Regions from separate parts of the Homo sapiens genome. Here region 2 is linked to region 1. The links are chromatin contacts, found by Hi-C or POLR2A ChIA-PET in ENCODE. All regions are on one chromosome and are shown on one strand. Each heading gives the region's core, a stretch centred on a gene start or an enhancer-like site at or near the end of the contact. The rest is flanking DNA. Distances are from core to core; before and after follow the strand shown.

Evidence for each region. Hi-C counts contacts between places; a loop is a spot of excess contacts on that map. ChIA-PET counts read pairs that join two places held with the same protein, here RNA polymerase II (POLR2A).
Region 2: a map of HepG2 shows a loop between it and region 1 (28-fold over the local background). The contact joins two enhancer-like sites. A Hi-C loop is called at or near these places in 1 of 168 maps with a recorded cell type or tissue (HepG2). POLR2A ChIA-PET finds 5 or more read pairs at or near these places in 1 of 52 experiments (activated CD4-positive, alpha-beta T cell).

What each region holds. Positions count from the first base shown.
Region 1 is chr5:169,693,514-169,697,567 of GRCh38, reverse strand. It overlaps DOCK2 (dedicator of cytokinesis 2), which reads right to left. Exons shown (of 52, transcript NM_004946.3): 10 at 1,630-1,765. Among named protein-coding and RNA genes, the nearest start is that of DOCK2, 58 kb to the right of the region's middle. RefSeq lists an enhancer at 891-2,090. Within about 2 kb of position 1,412, at least 5 of the 41 ENCODE cell types and tissues checked have a DNase peak (open chromatin) inside an H3K27ac peak, as active enhancers do.
Region 2 is chr5:173,027,058-173,031,029 of GRCh38, reverse strand. The region is part of intron 3 of ATP6V0E1 (ATPase H+ transporting V0 subunit e1); the gene reads right to left. Among named protein-coding and RNA genes, the nearest start is that of SNORA74B, 8.3 kb to the right of the region's middle. Within about 2 kb of position 1,474, at least 5 of the 41 ENCODE cell types and tissues checked have a DNase peak (open chromatin) inside an H3K27ac peak, as active enhancers do.

The sequences.
Region 1 (4,054 bases), core at 163-2,662:
TGTGATTAGGGCAGGGCAATTTCCCTTTGGCTCCAAAGTTATTCATAGGACCTGGTAGATCAGATAATCATCTCTCCCTGCCCAGAGTAAAGACTATGGAGATGAGGACGTGACCTATATTAAAGCTCCTGGGGCTTCTGCTGAAACTAATGGGAAAGAGGTACATTCTTTCCACTGGTTGCTAAGTTGGTAGGATGCAAGCTTGGAACAGCTGGCTGATAATTTGCCAACTAGTTGGACAGCCATCTTCTTAGTAAGCCAGCATGAAGACATAGGGGCTGAGCAAGAAAGAGACAAATTCTTCATAGTAAGCCAGCATGAGGACATGGGAGCAAGAAAGAGACAAACTGATTTGAGTTCCTGGATCCAGCTATGCCTGAAGCGATCTATTCATAAGCTCTTCAGTTACACCAATAAAGTACCTTTTCTTTTCCTTCTTCTACCAGTTTAGATCAGATTTCTGTCATCTGACACCAAAAGAGAGGGCAGGCTACAGCTGAGGACAAAGACACACTTTGCAGTAAGGTTGAAGGATCCTTACTGCCTTAACAGAAACACCATGATGTCAGAAATGCCCCCACAAGTAGAATCAGAGCATTTTAGAGCAGTAGAGGATTTCATGAATTAACCAGGTATGAGTCCTTCATTTTGCACATAATAAAACTAAGGCTCTGGGGAAAATGCTTGCCCAATATCACTGGCTGGCTAGCTAGCCGCAGTGCCAGGTTAAAAAAAAAAAAAAAACAGTGAGCTCAGTAAAACATCCTCCACTCCACCGCTTTGCAAGCAGTGCCAGGGGACTAGTTGGAGAGTAAGCAGGTCTGCGATTACAGATCAGAGCATCTTGAAGTGAGAAACCTGAAACACTGAGGTTAGCTATGGTACATAGGGGTTATGCACGGTATACTCTTAAAATTTTATATTTTAATAAAAAGAAAACTGGCATATCAAATTGCCATTTTCACAGGAATTTAAATCGCCTTTGATGAAAAACATACATTATGTAAAGCAGGTTGATTAAAAGAAACTATATTTGGTAAATAACAGTACAAGTGGTAGTCAAACATAACTAAAACCATAAAAGTGGGGCAAGAATGACGAAGCCTTAGAAACCCCAGGAGAGCTAAAGCTTAAGAGGAATGCAGAGCTGATGTTGCTGTACAGCAGCCTCATGCAGGGCTCTGCCTCAGGTCACGCCAATTCTCCAAATGTCCGTTTCCATCTGGAATTTAGATGTGTGGTAGGTGACTCATTCTGTGTAACTGCATTTCCTGTCCTAGATGTACTTTTTAAATGATTTGCTCCTCATAATTAGATCCTGCCTGTATTGTTTTTCCTTTTTCACAGAGCTGGGGAGCAAAGGTGTCAACTGCTCAGACGGCCCCGGTCTCCCGATGCTCTACTCCAGACAAGAGGAGCCCATGATTCACTGTGTTCATCATAAATCTGGACTTAGTCACCAATTATTTTGATTTAGTCACCAGAAATGTAGTTATTAAGGGCTGTCTGGCATAAATTTTGCAGGGGTGGGGGCAGCAGGAGGCGGTTGGGAAACAAATCATCATTACAATTCAGCCACATAAAATGTGCGCTCCCATAAAAATCAATGATGCAGAGTGTGCCCCTTACCTGCCACCCCAAAGGGCCTCCTCAGTCCCTGCGTGCACTTCTTTGCACCAGTATCCTTAAGATCCATCTTGCCGACCCGGACTATTTGACAAATCAAGTAAATTTTATCCCTGTTGAGGTCTTTGTTTCCAAGATCCTGGGGGGAAAGAAACAAAAAATTGACCATCATGTGCTGAATGGGGGAAAAAAGGTAGACAAGAAAACCCAGTAATAGTAATTTCTGAGGGATGTATATAATACTTGCTATACATGGACCAATCATACAATAAGTCCTGGAAAAGATAGAAACAAGGCTCTCACATCCATTTCACAGATAAGCAAGGTAAGGTTTGCAAAGGAAAATGAGTGATAAAACTCTAGTGTTTAATCCCAATTCTTCCCTCTCAAAATGATAGGGCAAGAGAAGGGTAGAGGTGGAATATCAGCTGTACAGACAGGATTCCCCATATGCCGAGGTGATAGATCCAAAAGTAGCATTTGCTACAGATGACTCGGATGACACCATCGGTCACATCATTGCTCAGAACCTCTGAGAGAGAAGACAAAAGGAAGAGAAAAAAATCATAACAGCTACCATTTCCTGCACATCTAAAGTGTGGCCATCAGTTGGGTTGAGGTAGTGCTAACAACCCCAATATCTCAGTGCTTACAACACAGCAGAAGTTTACTTCTGGTGCAGTCTACAGGGCCAATGCAGAGGGGTGGGGGCTCTGATTACTTACTTACTCTGGGCCCTTGGCTGGCAGCTCTGTCTCAGCACGGGTGCGCTCACTGTCTCTGCCACAGGGGAAAGGAATGTGGCAAATCACTTCTGGCTTTTAAATCATCTACCCAAGAGAGATGCACATCACTTTTTGCTTGCATGTCATTTGCCAAAGAAAGGCATATGGCCGCACCTGACTTCAAGGGGTCAGGAAACTGCAGTCAACTATCTGTTTGTTTATTTATTTATTTTATTTATTTTGAGACAGGGCTTCACTCTGTCACACAGGCTAGAGGGCAGTAGCATGATCACAGCTCACTGCAGCCTCAGTCTCCCAGGCTCAAATAATCCTCCCACCTCAGCCTCTTGAGTAGCTGGGACTACAGGCATGAGCCACCATGCCTACCTAATTTTTTTTTTAAGAGATGGGGTCTCACTATGTTGTCCAGGCTGATTTCAAACTCCTGGGCTCAAGCAATCCTCCCACATCAGCCTCCGAAAGTGCTGGGATTACAGACATGAGCCACCAGACCCAGCTCAACTGAGTCTAGAAAAGCCAAAACTGGTGAAACGCACTCTCATCCACTGTGCTAAGTGATTCCTGCATCACCATATTCAATCTCTCACATCTCTGAAGTACATACAATTATTGCATCCCCATTTGACAGATGGGGAAACTGAGACACAAAGAAGATAAGAGGCTTCCCCAAGGTCATGACCATAGCCCATGAGACTCTGGGCTTTGAGCCCAGTCCCTGACACCAAAGACCACAAACATAGCTACTACAGTACAGCTCCCTTGCCATCAGAAAGGCATGCAGGAGGAAACTCCTGACTTCATGCTCGAATCTAAAAGCTTCAGTGATCTTGAGGCCCCCTGCCAGTAAGGATCAGCTAAGGAAGAAACAACAAGACATGCTGTTGGCATCAGAGTAGAGTACCCTGGGCCAGGTCTCAAAAGGGAACAGTTTATTCTCCTTCGAGTTAATTCTCATATGGGCATATGCACTGGGAATAAGCTGTCGGCTCACATCAGATCCAGGACCAAGGCACAGCTGCCATCCCCTGCCTCTCACTATGCTGGTATAGGAGGAAGGGAGTGGGGCTGTGCAGAGTCTCTGGGAACAGGGCAAGGCCCCAGTGTGGTCCACACCTTCCTGCCTGGGGACCATGACGGTTAAATTTTGTATGCCAACCTGGCTAGGTTGTGGTGCCTAGCTGTTTGGTCAAACACCGGTCTGGATATTGCTATGAAGGTATTTTGTAGACCTGATTAATATCTACAACCAGCTGACTAAGTAAAGGAGATGACGTTCTATAATGTCCGTGGGCCTCATCCAACCAGCTGAAGGTCTTAAGAGCAAAAACAGGTTTGCCAGACAAGGAGGAATTCTGCCTCAAGACTGTAGTATAGAAATCCTGCCTGAGTTTCCAGCCTGCCAGCCTGCCTTTAGGATCGCAAACTTATATTCCATGGGTTCTGTTTCCCCAGAGAGCACTGACTGGTACAAGGGCTGTTCATCCCACCAGCTGCAGGAATGGACATCTGCTTTTCAGGCTAAGAAAGACCCCCCACCCCATCATCTGCATCCCTTGCCTTCTTCTGCAGGCATTTGAATTTGAGATCCCAATTATTTCACGTCCAGATGGTTGGAACAGCCTTGTCTCTGGCCTGCCTGACTCCTTCCTCCAAACCATCCTGAAATCTCTTATGAATTCATC
Region 2 (3,972 bases), core at 225-2,724, 3.3 Mb before region 1:
GAGATTGCGGTGAGCGGAGATCGCACCACTGCACTCCAGTCTGGGCGACAGAGCAAGACTCCGTCTCAAATAAATAAATAAATAAATAAATAAATAAATAAATAAATACAAAAATTAGCCAAGCATGGTGGTGCATGCCTGTAGTCCCAGCTATACGGGAGGCTGAGGCAGGAGAATCACTTGAACCTGGGAGGTCAATGTTGCAATGAGCCAAGATTGCGCCACTGCACTCCAGTCTGGGTGACAGAGCGAGATTCCATCTCAAACAAACAAACAAACAAAAACCTGCCAATGGGCCAGGTGCAGTGGCTCACACCTGTAATCTCAGCACTCTGGGAGGCGGGGCGGATCACCTGAGATCAGGAGTTCAAGACCAGCCTGGCAAACATGGTGAAACCCCGTCTCTACTAAAAATACAAAAATTAGCCGGGTATGGTGGCACATTCCTGTAATCCCAGCTACTCGGGAGGCTGAGGCACGAGAATCACTTGAACCCAGGAGGCGGAGTTTGCAGTAAGCCAAGATCATGCCACTGTACTCCAGCCTGGGCAACAGAGTGAGACTCTGTTTCAAAAAAAAAAAAAAAAACAAAAAACTGACAATGAAGATAACATAAAAATATTAAGTCTAGAACCAAGAAATCTGTTCGGGGAAAAGTAAGTGAATATTCTTCTTAAACGATATATTAGGCTTAATTTTTATCTGTTTAAAAATTTTAGATAAATTTGCAAAATAATTCCTTCTTTACTATGATATGTAAGGCTATATATTGTAGGAGATTAAATACAAGGAGTTAAGCATGTATTTAACAATTCAAGGCAATGTACCAAATGAATGGCAAAAACTGGAGAGCTAAATATGTTCAGAAAGAAAAGAAATCACTTTGAAACAAAGTAGCCAAGGAAGGAAGTGCTAGGATTTGCCAGCTGGGCACTGAAAGAGAAAGCATCAGAAAGAATTAAGAGAGAATGGGTGAACTGAGGCAAGAAAGCAGAAGGAATTTTCACGGGAGAGTGTATTTACTAAGTTGTTTTCTAAATTAATGAATGTAATAGGGTAGTGAGAGTCAGGAAAAACCAAGTAAAGCTAATGAGGTCAAGAACAAGGGCCCACACCACTAGGGCCTGGAGGGGAAAGTAGTGAGAAGGAAGGCAGACTGGGGAGGGAAGGCCTTGACAGTCAAGTCAGAGCTGGACATGACCTGCAGGTTAGCCGTTCTTATCTGTTGTGGCTCATGGGACCGCTGGTGACCCGGCAAAAGTTGTGTGCTTATAACATTTTATATCGCATTTCAAGGGGCATGTACTCTCTACAATCAGAGACCTTAGGTTAAACAAAACAAAACAGAAAAGCAAAACAAAACAAAACAAAAAATCCTGCTGCAGGCCCCAGAGAACTACTGACAGTTTCTGAGGCAAGCTGATCTATTTCAGGAAGTGCTACACCAGGAAGATAAACAGGGTGGTATTCTGTAGATAGATGACGGTAGAGCCAGGGAGACCAGATGAGGAGCACCTGCCATAATTCAGAGCTGTAGTAAGTTGGGGCAGAAATCAGGGTGCCTGAAGGAGGAATGGAAAGGAAAGGCGGACACAAGAGACATAATGAGAGCAAATGGATTTGAGGAAGAGGAGAAAAAAGTGACGCGACAGGTTCTGACCCTGACAAGGAAAACTATGATATTGGGAACTGAAATGGAGACATGGCTGAACCTGAAATGGCAGCAGAATACCCAGCCAGAGTACTCGGAGTAAAAGATTTACTTTTTAACCACACGACACCTTGCACTATTGAACTTCTCCCAAGTATGGCTTAATTCAACACCCCAACAGATCACAAACCCCTTTGGAGCCCAGTCTTCCCCTACTTCAGTACTATACACCTCACAAGCACTCAAGTATTTTAGGAATGCATAGAAAAACAGCTCCCACAGGGCAGAGGCCTAATTATCAATATCCTCTATTTCTTTCCTGGCCCGGACTTTATAATAAAACAGCATTTCTATGCCTTCAGACTGTGGTCAACCATATCAGATCATCTACCAGGCAACAATGCCTTGCTAAACCAAGTAACTTCCAGGATGCTGGATCTGAAGCCGAAGCCACCCCTCCAAGGAGATTCCATGGTAGCAGCACACCCCACAAGGCTGTAGGAAAGTGAACATCAACAAAAACAGCAACCTTGACATTAGAGTCCCACATACATCTTAGGAAGTCACACTCAGGAATCTAAGGGAAGCAGACGAGGCTGGCAAAGCCAAGGATGGAGTGAGCACTGCTCTTAGGAGTACTGGACACGTTTATTTGCAGCCAATAAACATAACGTGCTGTAACTCAGCCTCTCATCAGGCTGTGGTTCGGTTCTTCAATTCAGGAAAGAAATCATGACAGTTACCTTGATTAAAGCAGCAAAAGATCGGCTATGTATTTAACGGTGTGTTCTTTGGATTGATTCCATTTCATCTATATAAAATTATTCTAAAGCTTTCATAACTGGTCCTCATTTTTCTCTGTTGAATACCATGTCTGGCTTACACCTACTTTCCAAATCTGGCCTCTTAAAAGGAATCATGTACTAAACCAAACATTTTTCCTTATCAGGTGAGGTCAGACCCAAATCTACCTTCTAAACTCCTTTATCATCTCACCATTAGGTAAAAGTTCAAAATTCAAAAGGTTAAACAAAACTCAATCCTTTGACTTTACCATCCAAAAAGTGAAGTCAGCCTGTCTTAAGTCTGTCTGTTCTAACGCTAGGCAGAGATTAGATCTCTTGATGTGTTAACTCCAAAGTCTTAGGTTACGATACCACTATAATTCTGTTAAATGCAGAATAGGCATGACACGATGTTCATAATTAGGGATCGCCCGGCTTGCCCTCCTACTTCCTGGCATTTTGCTTTTAAAAGAACCAACTTTAGTATAAGGGTTTCAAGGAGCCCGAGTGTGTGCTGTGGACCAGAGTGAAAACATGAGGAATCTGTCAATCCGGTTGACAGAGACATAAGAGTGAAAAGAATAAGCAGATAAAATGTCTTCAGATCCACCCACCCAGTGTTATTTAGTGTCAAAGGGCCCAATTCTCTCATTATCATGGAAGGAAATGAAACTCAGAGAAGTTAAGTGAAAAGCAATGCTGGAACTAGAACCAACTGAGGCCTGAAGTTCTCAGCTTTGAACCCCAATCAACAGCCTTACCTAACACTCACTACAGTTGAAATAAAGAGTAGAAAACAGAACTTGATGAAAAAGGCAGGTTAAAAAAAATTGGTATTATTGCCAGGCACATTGGCTCATGCCTGTAATCCCAGCACTTCGAGAAGCCAAGGTGGGAGGATCGCTTGAGGCCAGGAGATCAAGACCAGCTTGGGTAACAGAGTGAGACCCCCATCTATTAAAACAAAAACAAAAACAAAAACCCACACGTACGTATAAACATATATATAAAATATATATATTTAAGGGGAAATTAAATTGGCAAAATTCAGGTTGTGGCAAAACAGAAACTCATACACTATTTTTTTTTTTTGAGACGGAGTCTCTTTCTGTCACTCAGGCTGGAGTGCAGTGGCACGATCTCGGCTCACTGCAAGCTCTGCCTCCTGGGTTCACGCCATTCTCCTGCCTCAGCCTCCGGAGTAACTGGGACTACAGGCACCCGCCACCATGTCAGGCTCATTTTTTGTATTTTTTTTTTTTTTTTTTTTAGTAGAGACAGGGTTTCACCGTGTTAGCCAGGATGGTCTCGATCTCCTGATCTCGTGATCCACCCGCCTCGGCCTCCCAAAGTGCTGGGATTACAGGCGTGAGCCACCGTGCCCGGCTATTTTTTTTTTTTTTTTTTTTTTTTTTGAGACGGAGTCTCGCTGTGTCACCCAGGCTGGAGCGCAGTGGCACAATCTCTGCTAACTGCAAGCTCCGCCTCCCAGGTTCATGCCATTATCCTGCCCCAGCCTCCCGAGTAGCTGGGACT